Regions from separate parts of the Homo sapiens genome. Here region 2 is linked to region 1. Evidence: chromatin loops called from intact Hi-C (ENCODE). Cell type or tissue: B cell. All regions are shown on one strand. Each heading gives the region's core, and the rest is flanking DNA. Links, peaks and the distances in the headings are about the cores only.

What was found. Peaks named below come from ENCODE experiments on the same cell type or tissue, not always from the same donor. Only the 100,000 strongest peaks of a DNase experiment are listed, where the experiment ranks them.
Region 2: a loop joins it to region 1, with 1.9 times the contacts of the local background. A loop is called at or near these places in 3 of 110 quality-filtered maps.

What each region holds. Positions count from the first base shown.
Region 1 is chr12:91,819,926-91,831,117 of GRCh38, forward strand. No RefSeq gene overlaps it. Among named protein-coding and RNA genes, the nearest start is that of LINC02404, 50 kb to the right of the region's middle. In B cell, for the core only: no CTCF peak of the experiment used is centred there; no DNase peak of the experiment used is centred there.
Region 2 is chr12:91,941,773-91,952,964 of GRCh38, forward strand. It overlaps LOC105369901 (a long non-coding RNA gene), which reads right to left. Exons shown (of 6, transcript XR_007063580.1): 4 at 3,384-3,530. Among named protein-coding and RNA genes, the nearest start is that of LINC02404, 72 kb to the left of the region's middle. In B cell, for the core only: no CTCF peak of the experiment used is centred there; a DNase peak (open chromatin) is centred at 5,899.

The DNA of each region.
Region 1 (11,192 bases), core at 1,211-9,210:
CAAAATGCAGTAACTCTGTTAACAGTCTAAAAGAAAAAAAAAAATCATATAGGGGAAGAATTGTAGAGCAGCTGCCAAGAAGCTAAAAACAACAAAATTATCATTAAAAGATAGACTTAACAGTACCACATGGCAGAATTAATCTCTCCTGACCTAATGACCCACGTATTATGTTACCGAAATGGCATTTTTCAGAGGAAACATTTCTGCCCATCCTCTCACCCAGAACAAAAGCCTAATAAAATTTAGATTTTGAAGAGTTGGGTGCCTAGCTCTGTGGTACACATTCTGTAATTGTTTATGCGTATTTATCAATCAGATTGTAAATATTTCAAACGCAGACATCCATTCAAAGTCTTATTTTTATGTATCACAAGTATATACAGTCAGGTTCATTGTGCCTTTAATTCCTTCAGCTCTCTTATTTAGTTATTCATTCATTTATTTCAACAAATAATAAACATCTGTGAACACTATACCCAGGCCAAGAGCTAGAATACTGGCAACTGGTTGCAGGTATCTGGGTTCCTTCCCATCCTGTTTTTGGGCGGAAGTTTCCAATACAAGCTATCCATCATTCTGCCTTTTGTATTTTTATTTTTTGTGTGTTATGGACTGAATGTTTGTGTCTCCCCAAGGTTCATATGATGAAACCCTATCCCCTGATGTGACGATATGTAGTGGGAAGCCTTTAGAAGGTACTAATAATTAGGATTAAATGAGGTCATGAGGGTGGAGCCTCTTAGAAGGGATTAGTGCCCTTCTAAGAGTCACAAGAGAGCTTGCTTCCCCGCTCTGCTCTACACTGTGTAAGGATACAATTCAAAGTTGGCTGCCTGTGATCTGGAAGAGGGCCTTCACCAGAACCGGACCATGCTGGCAATCTGATCTTGGACTTTCAGCCTCCAGAACTGTGAGAAATAAATGTCTATTGTTTGTAAGCCACTTGGTCCATGGTATTTTTGTTACAATAGTACAAGCTGATGAGGACACCTTGCTTTTTTTTTTTTTTTTTTTTTTTTTGAGACAGAGTCTCTGCTCTGTCACCCAAGCTGGAGTGGAGTGGCACGATCTCGGCTCACTGCAACCTCCATCTCCTAGGTTCAAGCAATTCTCCTGCCTCAGCCTCCCAAGTAGCTGGGACCACAGGTGCACACCACCACACCCAGCTAAATTTTGTATTTTTAATGGAGACAGGGTTTCACCATGTTTGCCAGACTGGTCTCGAACTCCTCACCTCAGAAGATCCGTCCACCTCAGCCTCCCAAAGTGCTGGGATTACAGGTGTGAGCCACCGTCCAAGCGACACCTTGTTTTTTGATAATAGTTGTATTACACATAGCATATATTTAGTAATATTTTTTATACTGAGCTTTTATTTTCATTTTTCTAAAAAAAGGCTATTATGTTATATACAGATTCTGGGATTTTTTTTTTTTTTTGTCACTCAGTAGTAGCTGTGATTCATCCATGTTATACAAGTTGTGATTTATTCGTTTTCACTACTGTGTAATGGCACATTTATGATCTTTTTAATCCACTTTATCCATTCTCCTCTTGTGTGTTTTGTTGTTGTTGTTTGTTTTGTTTTTTTCCAGACAGAGTCTCACTCTGGACAGGCTGGAGTGCAGTGGCAAGATCTCGGCTTATGGCAACCTCTGCCTTTCAGGTTCAAATGACTTTCATGCTTCAGCCTCCCAAGTAGCTGGGATTACAGGTGTGTGCCACTATGCCTGGCTAATTTTTTTATATTTTTAAGTAGAAAAATACAACAAATTTCATAGCATTGGGTTTTGTCATGTTGGCTAGACTGGTCTCAAACTCCTGGCCTCAAGTGATCTGCCCACCTCACCCTCTCAAAGGGGTGGGATTACAGGCATGAGCAACCGTGCCTGGCCCTCTTTGTGGTTATTTGCATTTAATACAGATTTTTAAACTTTTGTTTCTTTTTGCAATTATAAACAGTGCTGCTCTAAACATCCTTATATATGTCTCTCAGTGCACATAAACAAACATGTCACATGAATTTATATCTAGGAGAGGAACCAATAGGTCGCAGGACATATGAATATTCACTTTTACAAGATAATGCTAGATTGCTTTTCAAAGCAATTGTACCATTTTATCCCCACAACGATGTAAAAGATTTATTGATTAGCATTGCTCCAGCAATTGTTATCAAACTTTTAATTATTTTGATTGAATGGATGTAAAATGGCATTTTCTTGTTGTCATGATTTATAGTGACCTGATTACTAATTAAGTTAACTATCTTCATATACTTGTTGTCTAATGGCTTTCCGGTAGGTTTGTTAGACAATTGTACTAAGCAGTCTAATGGTAATTGATTCTGGATAGGAAAGTGTTTCTAGACAAACACTCTCTAAATTAATTTAGTTTCAGAATGCTAGCTTTTTCATAAATAATACATTTATAGATATTCTATTCATATTGTTTGACCTATATGGCTAATCTGTTTTTGCCTTAGCTGTGGACCTACAGTTTTACCACCTAATAACTCCAGAAATTTCAGAGCAAAAGTTGGTGAATCTCAAAGGCAAGGGATGTTTTCTGAATGTTGCAGATTCTTTAATTTATATACATATATTAATTTCAACTTGTTGGAGGTTTAACCTCCTGGGAAAATGAAACTCTTCATTTGGACTTGAATTGTATTAGACCTAGGATCTGTTCTTTGGGTAGGTATAGATTATTTTATGCTTTAAAATGCCTCGATGTTTCTTTGGGGACTAAAATACACAGATCAAAGTTAAAGACTGTAAGAAAGATAATTTTCTTTTTTTTTTCTGTTATATAGGGATTCATTTCATTTTATTTTTTAAAAAATGCAAGTTGTATACAAACTCCTTGGGAAGCTATAAATCACTGTTCTACTGAGATTGTCATACGTAGGGGTAACAGGCACCATCTGCAATTCATCTCATAGACTCCATTTGAAAATACCAATTTTTCTTCAGTCTGTCTGAAGGGATTGTGAGGGATGGTCTGACAAGGAAGACAACCAGGTCTTCCTTTGGGTATCCAAATACTAACAAAATATCCAATCTTTGCTAGGTATTAGAAAAGGGAGAACAGAAAGTTATCCCAGAAAGCCAAAATCATAAGAATACAAATTTAAAAGCCAGGATCACAGAATTATGACATACAAGGTGTCTCCAGTCTAAATTCTAGAGATGCAAATTTTCTAGAAAACCCATGGCACTTCTCCAGGTAAAATGATGATGATGCATTCATATCTTGCATGATGATATAGCCCCACTGGGAGAAAAGGTAGAAATTATGTAGTGAAAACTCAGTTACTAGCCTCTCAAAACAAAGAGACTTTCTTTTCATAATTAGAATTTGTTCTTATTTTTGGCAAAAAATTAGAGATAGATTTGTTTTTGGAACTCAAATGTCATTCGCTATGTACCAATCAGCACCGAATTGTATGGTTGCTTTTCAGAAGAAAACATAGTTCATATTCCAGTTGCAAATACCATCTCCTCACAGATGAACTTAAAGTCAGTTTGAACAATAAATAATCTTTTGATTTATTACACCTTTCATTTTATGATTTCTAATAGCTGCACAAAAATAAGTCGACCTGTGTTATTTAGTTGAATATCTTGTTTCTTCATTTTCACCAGTGTAGGCTTTTGTGATTATTTCTAGTGTAAGTACACATTGTCATCCATAGATAGAAATTAACTGTTTTGTAAATTAATTCTCACAAAATAGTTATAGTATACACTTTTATTTAAAGTGTCCACTATTAATGTGCAACTTGCTTTAAGTCATCTTTAATGTAAACTGTAAGCTTTCTTCAATAGATGCAAAAGATATCCACAATAGTGCCACAGTGGTAGATGATTTGAACAGGAATGAAGAGAAACAGAATGGAATGTAAGTTGCTAGTCACAGTGACTAGTGGAGATTCAGCAATGGGGTGGTGCCCAGTGGTCACTATCCAAACCACTTTCAGTAAAATCACATCCAAAGAATCAAACAACATGCCTGACAAATGGTCTGTGGGAAGGGATGCAGCAGGTACTCAGTGAATTCTGACTTTGAGTTAGATTATATATCCCTTAGCTTTCCACTTTCTAGGGTAAAATAGCACTCTGGCAGGTTTTAACCAATCAACCAACAAATGTGTATTGAGTATCTACAATGTACCTGGTATTTTGAGGGAAACAGACAAACACATCTTATTCTCAAAGAACTCACAATTTATATGAAAAAGCATGATTTTAAGTATATAGTTAATCATTTTAACTTTTAAAACAATTTTGTGCATTCCTTTTCTTTTTTCTTATCTTGTCATTCAACAAACATGCTTTTTACATATTCAATACAGAAAATACAAGAAGTCCCATAGGGGACAAAAATATAAGTGATATAATTTCTCTCTCCTTAAAAAAGTTTAATGTCTACTAGGGAAGGTAAATATAGTCATACAGGTAACCACGATGATAGCACTGAATTTGGGGTTAGATAAAGTGTGCTGATACATTTAAAATGCTTAGTGTTTGACACATAGAAAAATTCATGAATTATTTATTATTATTATCTTGTTAGTATTATAGCTGAGTCTGCACAGATGTGTAGGGATTTGTCAAATGGAGAAGAGAAAGAAGGGTATGACTTCTTCTACATATACATTAACCTCCTTAACTCTGTGTGTTTACAGCCTCCTCCTTTCTCCTAAACTTCAGATCTACATTCTCAGCTTTTTATGGACTCTCTCCTTGGATGACAGCATGCAGGCTATAGTTTAAGGGGAGGCAAGAGAGGGATTAGGCAATTAACAGCACATACAAAGAGAAGACCCAGGATGCTTGAAAATTCCCTAAATGTCAAGGATAATAGAAGACAGAAAAATCAAAGAAGAAAACAGAGCAAAGGCGTTCAGGGATAGTAAAATATCACAGATGCCAGAGTGAAGGCAGAGGGTTAGGGCAGAATGGAGGCATTTATACAGTCAGATGGCTTCCTACATATAAAGGAATGAGCTTTTTCCTCCCTACTTTGAAGTATATCCAAACATAAGTTTGATATTTTCTGAAAATCTCTGCAGCTCAAACATGTACAATAATAAAGTATCTTTTTACCCCAATCTCTTCTAAACCTAGGACATTTAATCATTTGTGGAACTTGTGGGATTATTTTAGATACACTTCTCATCAGCACCAGCAGCCATTGTGCAGTGATTTAAATTTTGCAAAGAAAATCAACAGCTGGTGAGGGCATTGCTGCTTATATTGCAAAGCTGTGCCATCTGTTTATGCAGTGCAATTTGCAAGATTTCTTAGATGACATATTTCATGATCATTTCATATGTGGAGCTCATGTTAAATCCTTCTAGTAGTGTCCTTGGAGGAATCAAAATTGGCATTTATTATGGCTTTAAAAAGGACCCCATCCAATAAGAGATATTGCTGTATATCACTGAAATTAAAAGAACAATACTGCACATAAATATCCACAATATACAGGCAGAATTCTTGATGCTGAGAGCTGTTAGCATAAAATCACATAACCAGGGACATTTCAGATTCATGGTCTCCAATCTCAGTTGTTGCCAGGCTACATTTCTCTTGACTCCTCCTCCCTCACCCTTAGTTATGGATGTTATATTCTATTTGATTAAAATGAGACCATAGAACAAAAGTTCCTTCCACCTTTATCTCCTAGTGCTTTGAGTACATTTTAATCACCACATTCTCCCAGAATCTCCTCCTGTCTTTGTGAAAGGGGATTTTCTCTTTCTACTCCAAGTTCTTTCACCTGTGAATTCCAATTTCTCTTTTGAGACTTTATTTCGTCAGGTACTCTGTCTTTTCTCCCCCAGTCCTCTTCTTCTTTTTTTCTTTTGCTTCCTCTCTCTCTCCTTAGGATTCTGTCTCTCACACACACTCTTCTTTTCTTTTCTTTCTCTCTTCTGGATCTTTTCTTAAAATTTATGTACATGTTTGAGTATATATGCATAGTTCAATAAAGAAATGCCTTTCAAGGACACCATATTCCCCTCTACCTCTACTTTTTTACTGTCGAGCTTCTTAAAAAATTTCCTGCTACGTGCTATCTGTACTTCATAATAAGCAATTTACTCCTCACCGTGCTGTGATCTGCCTTTTGTTCTCTAGTTCCACTGCAACTGTTCTTGCAAAGGTCACTAAGGACTTTTGTATTTCCAAAGACAATGGATAAATCTCAGTTCTTATCTGACATGACTGCAGCAGTTGCCCATCTGATTATTCTCTCTCCATTCTGAAAACATCTGCCCTCTTTGTATCTATGAAACATCACACCTCTTGGTGCTGTGTAACTTCATAGAGGTCAGGCCCTCTTGGGTTGAATTTGGCTTGATTTTCTTCTCCCTGCCTTAGTTAGACTAGTACACTGACTCTAGACTGGATTCAACAACTCGTTAATTCTGTTTTGTGCTTCCACCCAGAGCTGTCAATCTATTCAGTGTTCTTCAACCCCAATTATTATGATCTGAACTCCTTTTACCAAAGGCATATAAACAATGCAGGCCAGACACTTTGCTAGGGAGAGATATAAAAAAGAACATGAGAATTTCTCTGTGTTCTGCAAATGGTGATGTGGAATTAAGTATTCTCTATAAGTAATTTAGATGTGCTACTTGTTTGGTTCTCCATTCAAAGTCAGTAGTGGGAAAATGATGATTAATTTGGTGCATTGGGTGGGGAGGAGAGTGGCTAATAACACGTGGTTTGTTATTGTTGGTATACAGGTTTCAAAGCAAGGCATAGTGAGAGGTGAAGATGGACAGGTAGAAAGTCTAACCGTGAAGAGCCTTGTATGTTATGACAGTGTGTTCTATTCATTAAAGGCAAAGAAAAACTATGGAAGTTGTAAAAAGACATATGGTATATGTCATACTCAGAGGTTTTAAATCATTAGTTCTGAGATTCAGTTCAGAGAAAAGCTTTCCCATGCTTCTAAAGAAAATCACCATTTGAGAATCATTATGCTAAGAAGTTTGGATTCGAGGGGAAATTATATAACTAGATAATTGACATAATTAAAAACTCATGATGCAACGTGGCCGCTTCTTTCCACATAGTTTCTATCTCCACTCTCTACAGGTTGCCACCATCAAATAGAGACTCTTTCATTTCCCTTCAACTGGATTTACAACCTATCTTACCTGGATCCATCCTTTTCTATTTCCCCTCATGTAGCTATAGAATCAGTGTCCCTTTCCTAAGACTCATCCCTCTGCCTGTGTGTGCATGCCATTCCTTCTCCCTCCTTCAGAGACCTCTTTTCTTTGGTAATAACTTCTTATGCATGGTTCTTCAAATTATCTCTCATTTTTCTATTAGATCTTTCTTATCGGCATTCAAAGGCCTAGCAACCCTAGTAACCTTTAAAAACAAACAAAAGTTCCATGACCTGATAACTCTCTTCAGTTACCATCCTTTCTCTTGCCTATCTTTCCCAGCCAAATGCCTGGAAAAGATGCCTACTTCCTGTCTCCTATTAACTCTCTTACTACTTCCATTCTGACTTCTCTTATTTTGCTACTACAACTTCTCTTGCTAAGCTCACAATGACCAATCTATGACTAAGCATAGCAGATACTTCTTAGACAGTTTGGACATCTCAGAAGTATTCAACATAACTTACCATGATTCTCTCTTTGAAAGAAACTCTTTATTTTTGGCATATATGATTCCACCTTTTGCTAGTTTTCCTCTTACTTCTTTAGTCTCTCCTTGTCAAGAAGCTCTTTTGGTTCATCCTTCCCTACTTAACCTCTATTTGTTAGAATTCCCGATAGCTCCACCCTGGACACTCTTTCTTCTCATTCTTTATTGTAAATTCAGACTTATATATATAACTGCAATCTCAAACCTAACTCTTCTTGCTCATCTTTTCAGCATGCTTCTTTACCCACTTTGCTTCATGATGCAAAAGCCAGGATATTTTAAAAGCCCCAACGCCACTTTATTTACCAGTTGATGTCTATTTTAATACCTAAATGTGTCTTAAATATATCCACTTCCCTGTGATACCACAGTCACCTTACAGTCTAAGCTAACATCTTGTCTTGGCTGGAATACTGAGCCATAAAATTCCCCCACTTCCTATCCAGATCTACTATTTTAAAATGCAGCCAGAATGATTCCCATAAGCTACAATTGGATTCTGTCACATTCCTACTTAAAATTCTAAGACAGCTTCCCATGGCACTGGAGATGAAATCCAACATCTTTTATATGGCCTATTACCCTGTATCATCTAGACTACATCTCCCTCTCCAGTCTCATTGCATTCCATTTTTTCCCGTCACTTGCTATACAACAGTTGCACAGGTTTTTTTCTCTGCTCCTTAAACACACCAAGTTCTTTACCACTTTTAGGATCTTCATGTGGAGGCTACTCCTGTCTGAAAAGCTCCACCTGCCTCTCCTATCTTCATACTGCCCCTCCAACCTTCTCCTCATGTTTTGCATTATTAACCTCTCTTCCTGCTTCAGGACACAGTTTAAATGTTACCATGTCTGCAGGGTTTTTTGTCTTGACTCCCCTTGCTATCTATGTAAGGGCCTAATTATAATCTCTCAACACACTCATTGCTTTTTCTTTGTGCTCCTTATTGCAGCTTATTGCTAAACATTAATTTCTGTGGTTGTTTAATAGGTCTTTCTCTCATCATACTATGTGCCTCATGAGACCAGAGAACCAAATATCTCATTTGTTTATATCCTACCCTCAGCATAGCACAGGATTTAACATACAGTAATTACCAATACATATGAGATAGACATTCAGAGGTGTTAAGCTAACTGCCATGGTAAGACTTAAATTTCAAGGGATCCAGGTAGTGACATTGAGGAGAATGCAATAGAAAAGGGCAACCCTCCTAGTAAGGGGAGGATTTTAAGAAGCTATTGTAGCCATCTGAGCAAGATATAAAGAGAAGTTGAGCCAGAAAAATGCCCACAGAAATGGGAAAGAAATGACAGATTTTTAAAGATGGTTAGGAGATATTGTGAACAGGGCTTGATGAGCAACTTAATGTGGTTTTATAATGAGAGAAAGGAGCCAGAATGACTTCCAGATTTATGGTGTGAACAACAGAGAACTATGATGCTATTAATAAGGTCAATGGCATACAAAAAGAAGAGAATTTTGAGAGAAGTGGATGGGGATGGTTTCAGATGTGTTGAGTTGAAGTCCCTGTGATACATACAAGCAAAGATGTCTGGTTGGCATTTAGATACACATCAGGATGGACTGGAAGTTTTCTAAGTATGAGTGCCACTGGGAGCAATGAGAGAGAATGAAATATTTCTTAGGGAAAGAGAACAGTGTTTAAGAGCAGTAAAGAAAATTATAATATTATCTAGGAATACCTTCTAGAAACCTATGAAGTTGTAAGCTTTTTAAAAAGTAAACATACTCAGACAAAAATAAGAGGAATACAACAGTGACAAAAGATGCCAACACAATTTACAGATGTATTGAGGCATAATAAATAATTTTAAGTAGGAAAGTCAAATTTGCCAATGAGATAAAAATCAATTGAACCTCCAAAAGTTTTAAAAAATTTATGCAGAAGTCAAAGATAAAGGGTAGGGCTGGAAACCAGATTGTTAGCTAAAATTTTAAGGTTCTCAGACTCATAACCAGATAAATACTTCTCTTTGGCCTAGGTAAGAGAACAGTATTTATTGATTTATTTATTTATTTTTGAGACAGTCTCACTCTGCTGCCCAGGCTGGGATGCAGTGGTACAGTCTCAGCTCACTGCAACTTCCCCCTCTCGAGTTCAAGCAATTCTCCAGCCTCAGCCACCCAGGTAGCTGGGATTACAGGTGTGCGCCACCATGTCTAGCTAATTTTTGTGGTTTTTAGTAGAGACGGGGTTTCCTCATGTTGGCCAGGCTGGTCTTGAACTCCTGACCTCAAGTCAAGTGATTTGCCCACTTTGGCCTCCCAAAGTTCTGGCATTACAGGTGTGAGCCACCGTGCCTGGACAAGAGCAGTTTTTAGTCTTTAAAACGACTGAGCCAGAGACATTATGGGTCATGGGACAAAAGGTATGGCAGAAAGCAAGTGTAAGTATGCAACCTGAACCAAAGGGAAACTAATAAGTCTATAGGTTTAACTAGAGACCACCAGCTGCCTTTTTCGGCTCAACACCCAAATACAACCAGATTTACGTATCTGAAAAGACTTGTAGGTACTGAGTTTTGAGGACTATATGATGAAATGGTATCGTCCTCAATTGATCAGCACAGAGTGAAGCCCAGTGTTCAACAAGCCATGCCCCAATATAGAAAGTGTTCATTATTCCAATATTGTTAGATACCTAAGGAACAACAAACGTAAGAGAGTATACAACATGAAAAAATCAATTATAAAAGGGGTAAAAAATATTGTTAAAAAACTATGACTGACATGCTCAAGGTGATAAAAAAAGATAACTGCATTCTTAAAACACCACATTCTTAAAACATACCATTAAAAAAAAGTACTGAACCATAAAAAGAAAAATTTGGAGAATAAGAAAAACTTTTTAGAAATTAAATTACATAGATAAAATTAAAACTGTTATAAAATAATTGAAGATAAAGTCAGGGAACAAATGAAAAGAGAAAAATATAAAAATAGGAGAAAAATAATCAGGATTAATTTAGGAAGTCTAAAAATTGATTAATATAATTCTATAAGAAGACAATGGTGAAAAATGGAAGAAAAGAAGTTATGAAGAAATAACACCAGAAAACTTTCTAGATTAGAAGTTTATAGTATCAAGGCTAAAAGTACCCACCCATTAGAAGAAAAATCAAATTAAAAAGATCTCCACCAAGGCAGGTCATCATAAAAATTTAGAATACCAAGGACAAAGATGAGATTATGAAAGCATCCAGAGAGACAAAAACATGTTACAAACTAACATGTTTTTGTCATGGGCTTCTAAATAGCAACACTGAAATCTGAAATGACGTTGGGCTTCTAAGTAGCAACACTGAAATCTGGAAAAGAGTGTGTCTGGCTACAGTGGCTCATGCTTGTAATCCCAATGCTTTGGGAGTCCAAGGTGGGAGGGTAGCTTGAGACCAGGAGTTCATGACCAACCTGAGCAATATAGCAAGACACCATCTTAAAAAAAAAAATTTAGATCAGTGTGGTGGTATGCACATAGA
Region 2 (11,192 bases), core at 1,721-9,720, 120 kb after region 1:
CATAACTATATATTTCTTCAATGCAAATAATGTACTTTTTTTCCCTTGGAGTAATGGTAAATAGAAAGTGTATTTTGCACTTGTTAATACAGGGGTTCTGATATAACCAACGGAAAATGGCCATGTTCTTATATTCCTCATTAAAAAATAAAATTGCTTTAACCCGTATAATCCTTTCTCCTGATAACTCTTTGCTAGTTATCCAATGATGAAAGACTGAGACTGTTGCTATAACACAAGTTTTCATTAAAGATTTCCTTCACATTCTCTTATAATGAAGACATTAGATAATACACTTGTGCAGGGAAGAGATGTAAGACAGTAGCTGAAATCAATGCACAAGCCCAATCTGCAACTGAGCTATTTGGCAAAGATGGCTTTATTTTGGCAATTTGTGAAAAAAGAGCAACAAGACATTAGATGCTAGGATACCACTTACCAGTTCCAGAATTCTACTATAGGATCAGTCCTATTCAACATTTTCTCCAAATGATTTGAATAAAAACTAAGAGGGCACACATATCTAATCTGCCAGTACTGGAAAGAATGGCAAGATGATGAATAGCACTGATGGTCAAGTGGAAAATTAAAAAGAGAAGAACAGCCTGGAATGCTGGACTAAAACTAGCTGTAAGAAAAGATAAACCGAAAATGGTGTTCATAAAAATATAGAGCAATGTAAATAGCAAAATTCCATACAGTGGCTGATCGGCTGATCATTTACTCAGGTCCTTTGCTGAGACATGCAGATATTAAAAAAATGAAAAATATTTTATCCCAGTTTCTCATAATACTCAGTCCACTTGAGGAGAGAGAGCTATAAAAAGAAAAGTGCAGTGATGGGCCATTTATACAGTACAGAGAAGCAAGCAGCATTTAACTCATCTAATGAAGAGTGACGGGGGGAAGAAGATGTACCAGTGAAGTAGACATCTGAGCTGAAAGGGTTTTATTCTGGCTAAAGGGCACAACATGAGAAAGACACACAGGTGAAAACTAGTAGAGTGTACACAGAAATCTCTGAGTGCTAAAAGGCAGAGCAGAAAATGGTGACAGATGATATTAGAGAAGCCGTGAAAATACATAGTCATATTAGGGAGCAGGACCTCAAATAATCCCATGTTACTTTGGGTTCTCCAGGGTTTAAAAGCCAAAAGAAAAGGAAAAGAAGTTTATGGAGAAAAAGGAAAAAATGAAAGAAAGAGTGGTTAGAGGGACATGGGACAAACTCTGAGAGTTCTGGGTCTTGGAAGCCATGGAAATAGAGTTTCAAGAAAGATGTAATTTACAGTATTAAATGTAACTCAGAGGTCCATTAAGACGAGAATTTTAAAATGACCTGTGAATTTCACAGTCAAACCAATTGTTAGACTCAGTAGGTGCAGTGCCAGTAAAGTGGTTCAGATGGAAGCCAAATTAAAGTATATTTTAAAAACTAAATCAGAAAAGAGAAGAAAGCATGCATTTCTTCGAGAACTTGGTAATGAAAGGACAGAGATAAGGTAGTAGCTACCAGAGAGAACCTGTTTCATTTGTAATGGAAGAGATTTGAGACAGTTTAGAGGCACAGAGGGCAGAGTCAGTAAGAGAGAAGAGCAAAAGAAGAATAAGACAAGCTTCCAAGAAGAAAGAAAAGAATGGATTCCATGGGTAGAAAAGTGAGTTTTGATAAAAAGAGGGTCATCTCAACTTAAAAAAAAAAATGGAGAGAAAATGGAGGATGACTGTGGCTAAGTAATTGGTTAAAGGTGTGTGGGAAGTTAAAGGTGACCAATTTTCTCAATGATATCTTATTGTCACAGTGGGAATCCTATATTTTTTCTTGCTTAAAACCATATTAATAGGAGATTCCGGATTCTTGACTTGACAATATAACATGTGAAAAAGATCCTAGGAGACAACAAGCTGATAGAGGTATTAGGAAAATAATGGTGGTCCCAATCTACTTCCATAGAGATAGACATCCAGACCACATGACAATGATATGTTCAGTTTTGAAAGGCCACATTAAAAAAAAGACTCTGTGAAATAAGATATTGTTCAGAAAAAAGGACATCGAATGATCATAATCCTTTAAAACCACTCAATGAAAAACAGTTGAAGGAGGTTGGTATTGTTTACCTTAAGAAAGGAAAATTTAGAAAGCAATCTATCATAGGTATTGGGAGAATATTCACTCTAAGGTGCTTTATGTAGCAAAATTTGGATATGACAAAGAGGTAGGTCTTATTTTAAGAGAATAAAATACTCATTTAGAGGACTGTGCAACTCTCCATTGCGGAAAGTGTTTAAGAGGTTCAATAACTTAAACGCAGGAGGGTTGCAGCAAGGACTCCTGCATTTGGAAAATGTTGGTTATCTTCCAACTTTAAGTTTCCATAAGTCTTTCTTTGAAATTGTTTACCCATTTTTTAGAGGTTATGGGATAAGATATGGAACACATTAGTGGTAGTATCTAATGGGATGTTGAACACATTGAAACAGGAGAGCATTTAAAATCACAGTGTTTAAAGTTTGCACTATAGGGATTTGGCACTGAATTTTACAACTTGGTTTAACTGCATAAGTCACTAAAAAGATAATTCACTGTTTCAAAGCAGTGAATTACAATTCATAGTAATGAAGTTTGAAGAGGATAACTAGCAGCTTGCAGGATCTGGAACTTGACAAAATTATAAAGTGGCCATTGGCAAGATCCACATAACATGTGGGGAGCAGGGAGAGTAGAGGTGTGTACATGTGTGTAGAGATAAACCAAGAGGGGTGAAAGAATAAGCAAATATATCATCAAGCATCCAAGCAACCAAGTTTACTAGAGAGGAAAGGATAAGGAGATGGAGTTGGTAGGACACTAAAGGACCCCCACCAGGCAGCCAGGAAATAATGGTCCATGAGTATCAAAATCTTATGTGAGAGTTGCTGAGTTGTCAGCAGGTGTCTTCCACCAACCAATTAGGTGGTCAATTGTTTCTGAGCCTAACTTAAGTGAAAAAGGGGGAGTTCATCATAGAGATATCAGGGTATCCTTAAAAAACTGGGCTTTAAAAGGGAACTGAAACCAAGAACTGAAATACAATTGAGACAATATCTCTCCTTTGAGCATCTACTTTTTTCTCAATCCCTCTGGCCTCTGTCTTTTAGTCTACATGGGACCCAAATGCTATAATTTAGTCCCAGATTCAAATCTTCCTCCAAGAACTATATTTATCAGCCTAATCTCTGTCGGGAACTTATTCTTGATCCAATAGACTATGACCAGAAAGGGAAGGCCCCATGGAATTAAACAGCTGCCAGGAATACTTTGCTGGTACATCATGGATGGGGTTATGGGGAGGCTATTTATAGAGAGTTGGAACTGAACAAAGAACAAAATATATACTCACCAAATATATACCAACAAGCTTCTGATATACCAACATAACTTCCATAAATCCTTAGATTCCTCCAAACAACAGAAGGCAACAAGAACCATGAGAGTGGCCAACTATAAGACGTGTTTCTCCAGATTAGACAGATGATATTCATAAATGCTGAAAGTCAATAACATAGAGCAATTACTTGTGTGGACTTTGCAGTTAGAACCTGTCTTCAAATTGTGGCTCTGCTAAGCACCAGTTGTGCGACTTGGTCTATTAGTTAATTTTTCTGTGCCATTTTTTTTCGTCTGTGAACAAGACCCATGTTAGCACACACCTCTTGAGTGCGTAAATAAAAGTAAATGGGATAACACACTTGAAGTATTTAGCACTGTGTGTGACACAGAGTGAGTGTTTCCAAAATGTTGCCCTGAGTCTCCTGCAAACATTTTAGATGACAACCCAAGGAAAGCAAGGTGAAAATCTGTTGTATTGCTTCACCTTTTGTCTCAATAACAGTGGAAGACCTAGTCCCTTTTAATCTTACCACACTCGCAAACCAGTCAACTCTAAACCATCCTGATGTTTTAGCTTTGAGGGAGGCTTTTAACAGCAGGTAAATTTCAAGCGTGGCAGCAACCTTTCTTTTTGGTGGCTGTTCCCTAGACCTCCATGGTCTTCTTGAAGGAGTGGCCACCTAAGAGTCCTCAAGTCTCATTTCAGAGACAATGGGTGGTAGTGGGAAAAGTTTCATCCCAGCTGACGTAATGTTGATTAACCAGGTAATTCACAGGCAATTAATACTGGAGGGTTTTTTTGGAGGAGGAAAAGGGGGATATCATTTTTTGATCCACTCTTGTTCATTACTTATGCAAATTGAAGGCAGAGGATAGGCCAGTGAGGAAGAGATATTTTAGGGCCAATGGGTATCTTAGGTCCTTGAATATCATAGAATAGCAATGCCTGACATTTGTATAACACTTTAGGATAGTGGTTCTTAATCTTTGGCAAGCACAGGAATCACCTGAAGTGGTAGCTAAAACACAGATTGCTGAGCCCCATACCTAGAGTTTCTGATTTATCAGGTTTGGGAGTGGGGCCCAAGAATTTGCTTTCCCAGCAGGTTCCCAGGCGGTGCCCATGCTGCTGGCCTAGGAACCACATCTTGGAACTCATAGATTTAGCGTTTGCAGAGCATTTTCCCAGGTGTTATCCCATTTAATCCTGACCATAATTTTGCAGGGAGGCCTTATTATCTTCATTTTCAGGGGAGGAAGCAAAGGAATAGAGCTCCATGCTTTTCCTCTCCCCGCTAGCTTTCTGAAGCAGTGCTAACAACCTATATTTGTCATGACTTGATGAAAATAGTTAATGGCACATCACTAATTCAATTTGTAATAATGGCAGCTGATGAAAATGTTGTTACACTCTTGAAGAACAAGGGCTGTTATGTTTTTATACTGCAAAGAGTGGGTACTCAAAACTTTTTTGCTGATTTTCTTTTTACTTTTATCATGTCATCTCACCCATAAAGTCTCTAAATACCTAAGTCTCAAAGTGGAAGGATGTCTTGGTGCTGAACATAAGTATCCAAAACTCAAGTATCCAGGATGCAAATGCTACAAACTTGAAGAGAACCTTGGGAGAGCTGCATTAATAGATTAACTAAATTTCCTACAGTTATGCTGGCTTTTTTTCCCAAGTACTTTTCACCTATACTGTGTACCAGGAGCAATGATTCTGATGAAACATTATTAAGGTTGTCTGAATGCGAGTAAGTTTCTGTGTGTATTTCCTTTTGCAAAACCAACTTCTTTTTCTGCTCCTTTATAAGTCTCAGCAAACCATTATTAAATAATGGTCAAGATGTGCGGGCTATTTTACAGACTATTTTCTGATTTAATATTAGACCTGATTTTTAGTCTTTTTATATAAAACACTAAGCTTCATTGTTGAATTGTATAACCACATAGTTTAAAATGGTAGACATTATGATTCTGAAAACTGAAACATTATTTTTGAAGAAATGGGAGTAAGGAAAAGAGCTTCAGGGGGTCTTTGAACTTACATTTCTATGGTTTCAGATTTCAGATTCAATTATTCCTAACTTAATAATAATTTAACCAAGGGTATAACTGTATTATCAAGAAGTTTTCATATAAACAAATAAAACTTTTTAAGAATACATGACATGTAAATAATTATAAAAAACAACCAAAGACTATGTTCTAAGGGGTTTATGGCCCATAAAAGTTTCTATGTGTTAATGAAGGTTGAATCTGTAAACCTTCATTCAACAAACATTTATTTTGCACCTATGATGTGCTAGGCACTATACTAGCACCAACTCAGTACACCATACCAAGAGGCTGACTATAGCTGAACAACCATACTGAAACCTGATATGAATCAGCACAGTTTAGTGTAACCGTATTCTTGGTCCTGCTGTGGCTAAGGCCATTCTGATTGACGGAGCTATGGAAAGCCCATTTTTCTAAGTACTTACGTAATAAAACAGGGCTGTTGAGGGGCTGGGAGGAAGTAGGGATGAAAAGGAAACATCTAGTGTACAATTACTGTGAATCAAACACTTGCATTTCCTCATTTACTTTTCACAATGACCTTGAAGTAGGCTTCAGTAACTCCCTATTACGCATGAAAACACTAAGAATCGAAGACTTCAAGCAGTGAACTTCAGACACACCACTAGGAAATGAGAGAGCCAGGTTTTAACCCCATTTCACCCTCAAATCATGGACCTGGCCTTTGGACTGCTACCCAGAGCAAGTGGTTACATGTAAATGTTTTAATATACTCCATAGGACCATCGTCTACATCTATCTACCCCATCCGTGGACCTGCCCTTTTCTGCCATACACCCCTGTCACCTTCTACTCTCCTAGGTTGGCCTGTCACACTCTTGAAATTTAAGGAAAGCAAGCATGTGATCTATGAAGCTACAGAAGCCATCAATGACTGATAAAGTATTAATGGCTGATCACTCTGGTTTACTTCACCAGTAAAGCAATTGACAGCTGTCCATTAGATCTAAAGAAATGAACGTCTAATACCGGAATTTCAGAAATTCTTAACAAGCCAATGGCGTAAAGGTTTTAGTGAAGAAGGCCTTTTAGAACCCTTAACATCATACCTCATTAAAAGATTTTACTATAGTTGTAAGCAACAAAAGTAGATTTTTTAAAAGTATTTTTAGTATTATCTCAATTATGAAAAGGACAAAAATAGAGGCCAAAAGGCCTGTAGAATATATATCAGAATATTACTGCAATAAGAGTATAAGTGACTTTTCTCCCCACTTCTTTATGTTTTTCTATATTTTCCCTTTTTTTTTTTCCTTTTAACATAAGCATGTATTACCTTGGCCATCAGGGAAAGAAAATTAAAAGCAAGGAAAAAATATTCCCACAAGGCAAGTGTCCATTCTAGCACCAGGAAAGGCAGCTTGGAGGGAAATGCCGTGGATGTACTGTGCCCACAGAGATAAAGCCTTACACAGCCAGGAATATTTTGAAGCAAGCACTGCTGGCAGAAACATTGAGGTTTTCAACTGCATGCGGCCTTCCTGGGGACAGATGATAACATCCTGTTCTGAGTTATGGGTACATGTTGCTGAATACAAGGTCGCAGTATTCTAATCTCTTCCTCTTTTTTTCTCCCATAGTAAACAAGACTGAAGCCCATTTGAAGCCATGAATAAAAAACAGAATCAGTTGCTAAACCCTGCAGCCTTGAACCTGTACCCATTATGGGACCTGAATTCCTATATGGACACAAAGAGTATGAAAATTCCAAGCCCAGAACTTGAGCAAACACTGAAATGAGGCTCTTGCCTTTCCCAGGGCTCCACAGAGGTACTCAAGATTTCTATTTGGCCCTTTAATATCTGCTTAGCCTTTCTTTTTAACATAATTTATTGTTTGTACATTATTTTCTATTTTTTCTTAATTTCCCTGAATATTTAAACACACTCATTTTAAGATTACATTCTTTTTATACTAATCTGAAGTTCCTTGGATGTAGACAGAAAGTCTACACCACTCAGAACACACATAGTAACATTATCCATTCCAAAATGTGCTCACGAAAAGTATCTATGATGCCAAAAGGAAACCAAATGAGAGAAAATCAGAAGAAAAGGAAAGGGAACAAATTGGCTGTGCGCGGTGGCTCAAGCCTGTAATCCCAGCAAGTTGGGAGGCAAAGGCATGTGGATCACGAGGTCAGGAGATTGAGACCATCCTGGCTAACATGGTGAAACCCCATCTCTACTAAAAATACAAAAAATTAGCCGAGCGTGGTGGCGGGCGCCTGTAGTCCCAGCTACTCAGGAGGCTGAGGCAGGAGAATGGCATGAACCCGGGAGGCGCAGCTTGCAGTGAGCCAAGATCTCGCCACTGCACTCCAGCCTGGGTGACACAGCGAGACTCCATCTCAAAAAAAGAAAAGAAAAGAAAAAAAAAACAGAAAAGAAAAGGGAACAAATTACATCCAAGGAAACTCAGATTACTACAAAGAAAATGCAATTTTAAAAAGAGTATGTTTAAACAGTCAAGAAGATAAAGTAGAAGATGCCCAAAGTATAGGCATCTTTATGACTCACAGGCCCTCATGAAAGAACTACCAGAGGATACACACTGGCAAGAAACAAAATGAATCCCATAAGCAAAGGGAACTAAAAGCAATTATGAGCAAATAAATGAATCTAAAGGAAACATGTTGACCTTTCACATTATACAGATATTACAGAAGTATTCAATAATATATGGTATTATAGAAGTCTCTGTGCTTTTCTATAATGTAATTATCTTCCTCAATTTTTTAAAAAAGCAATAAAAATAGCAACAGTTAACATTTATAGTTGTTTACCATGTTTCAGGCACTGTACTAAGATTTTATGATGGTTTATCTCATTTATTTCCCGCAACAACCTTGCAAGACATATCTACTTGTTATTCTCATTTTATAGATGTCACAACTGAGGTATAGAGCAGTCATTTTTTTCAAGATCATATAGATAGCAAACAATAAAAATGAATCTGTGCGACCTAGGGAAAGTCAAAATGCAATTTCCTCATCTGTGAAACAAATATATGGATAGTTGCTCTGACCATATTCTAAGGTTATGTGAAGTTGAAATAATACTAATACATGTTAACGTGCTTTAGAAATTGCACTGTACAACTTGAAGTTATAATAAAAATAGAATGTGTGCCAAATTTTAAGAAGGACATTTTGCCACTAGTTAATAGATGATGACATATTTTTATTCATCCATTCAAAATATTCTTTTAATATGGCTTCAGTAGCTAAATATAATTTTGAGGTTATAAAGTAGTAGTGCATTTTTCAGTTTGCTTGCTTGTTTATTTCTGGCTCATTTTGCTCCAGAAAAAAATTTCAGGCAGCTAACAAAGGGTATACAATAATAATTAATAATAATAATAATATTATAAAAGGACTCATCTTGTTTTTTATTTTTAAAATACAACTTAGATTTTATTTCTGAATATACACACTTTTCAAAAGCAACTTGTTATTAATTTAAAACGTAACTTTGCTCCATATGTCCTCTGTCACCACCCGTACTCCGACACACAAATTTAAGCAGCAGGAAAAGTTCATATTGTCTCTTTTAAAACATGAAACTTGCTAATTTTCATACTGCTGTGGCATGGTTCAAGCTAATGATGTCATAATGTGATATTAAAGTAGTAACTACTGGCCAGGCACGGGGGCTCACGCCTGTAATCCCAGCACTTTGGGAGGCCGAGGTGGGCAGATTACCTGAAGTCAGGAGTTCAAGACCAGCCTGGCCAACATGGCGAAACCCCATCTCTACTAAAAATACAAAAATTAGCCGGACGTGATGGCGCACGTCTGTAACCCCAGCTACTCAGGAGGCTGAGGCAGGAGAATCACTTGAGCCCTGGAGGTGGAGGCTGTAGTGAGCCAAGATTGCACCACTGCACTCCAGCCTGGGCAACTGAGCAAGACTCTGTGTCTCAAAGTAAATAAATAAATAAATAAATAAATAAATAAATAAATAAATAAATAAAATAAAGTGGTAGCTCCTGCAGTTATAACAGCCTAATTGGGCAGCTGACATCACAATAGTATTGCTAAAATGTTGGATTTTACTCGATTTCCATAAGAAAATGGAATCTGACACTCATTGCATGCTAATCATTGCAATTTAGTATGTCCCTTATTTATTTTGGATAAGCATTTCATTCTCAAATAAAGAATTAAGTGAGAAAAATGAGCTAAAATTCGATAGAGACACTGGTTGGCAGCCATTTCTTTTGGCTCCCATAATACAGAATTTTTAAGCCTATAGAAAATGAGAACAGATGTAGATAATGACACAATTTGTTATTTATGAATGCAGGTTTTCTCTGAAGATTTAGGAATTATCATGAGAACTATTCACTGAACCTCAAAAAAATCAATAAATATTAATATCAGAATGCAAATGTTTTTACTATAATTTAAAACATGAAGAATATTTACCCATTTTGCTTTTGAAAACTCCAGGCCAGCCTGAATACTTATTAACTGTGTGTCATCAGATGATTCAGAGAGCTTCTCTGAACTACTTGAAATTCTCAAGCAAGGCAATAAGAACACATCCTCAATAAAGAAAAGCTTGTGCATTGTTCTGTCTAAATTTCCACTGGCTCTCATAGCTTAGCAAAAAAAAGGACTGAATATGTCATCAAGAAACCTGGGCTCTGGCTAAGTGCAGTGTAATTCCTGTAATGTCTGTAATTCCGGCACTTCGGGAGGTTGAGGCGGGCGGATCACTTGATGTCGGGAGTTCAAGACCAGCCTGGCCAACATGGTGAAACCCTGTCTCTACTAAACATACAAATATTACCCAGGTGTGGTAGCAGGCACCTATAATCCCAGTTGCTGGAGAGGCCGGGGTGGGAGAAGTGCTTGAGCCTTGGAGGCAGAGGTTGCAGTGAGCTGAGATTGTGCCGCTGCTCTCCAGCCTGGGTGGCCAAGTGAGACTCTGTCTTAAAGAAAAGAAAAAAAAAAAAAAGGGAGAATCTGTCTTTAAAAAAAAGGAACCTGGGATCAAATATTAGCCTTACCACTTAATAGCCCTTTGTGATTTCAGGTAAGTTCCTTAAACATGAGTTACATTTTCCACATCTATAAAACGACAATAATGATACCTCCTGCAAAGGGTTATTTGAAGATAAAATGAGAACAGAACCTTGTATACAGTTAATTATATCTAATTTAGAAGTGAGAATATTCAACAAAATTATTAATTAACCTTTGGGAATTCTATTTTGACTAATATGAAGCTGATGACACCTATCTGATGGAAATTAAATGACAAGACATATGTACATATTGTCCTCAAGTTACCAGTTACGATAGTTTGTATGGGACCTTCCTTTCACTTAAACACTTAGAGAACATTGTAGGTTTATTAATTGGCCTAATTTCCATATTGTTGTGTCTCAGGTAATAGAGAGGCCCAACACAGTTGTATGGGACCTGACTAGAAGCATATATATATATATATATATATATATATATATGTATATATATGTATATATATGCAAATCTGTTATGACAAATTGGTTCAATCTTTAATATCATGAGTTCAGAGCAATGAATTGGGTCACTAAATTTATTTAATCATTAAAAGTCTATTGCTTTTGTTGTAAGACTACTGTTTGGGACCATTCTAAGAGAAATGCAATAAAGAATTGACTTAATGAAAAATCATCCAGCTAACACACTATGCAAACATCAAAGAGCAGAGAGACTTGTTCCAAAGCTTCTTGGCAATCATTT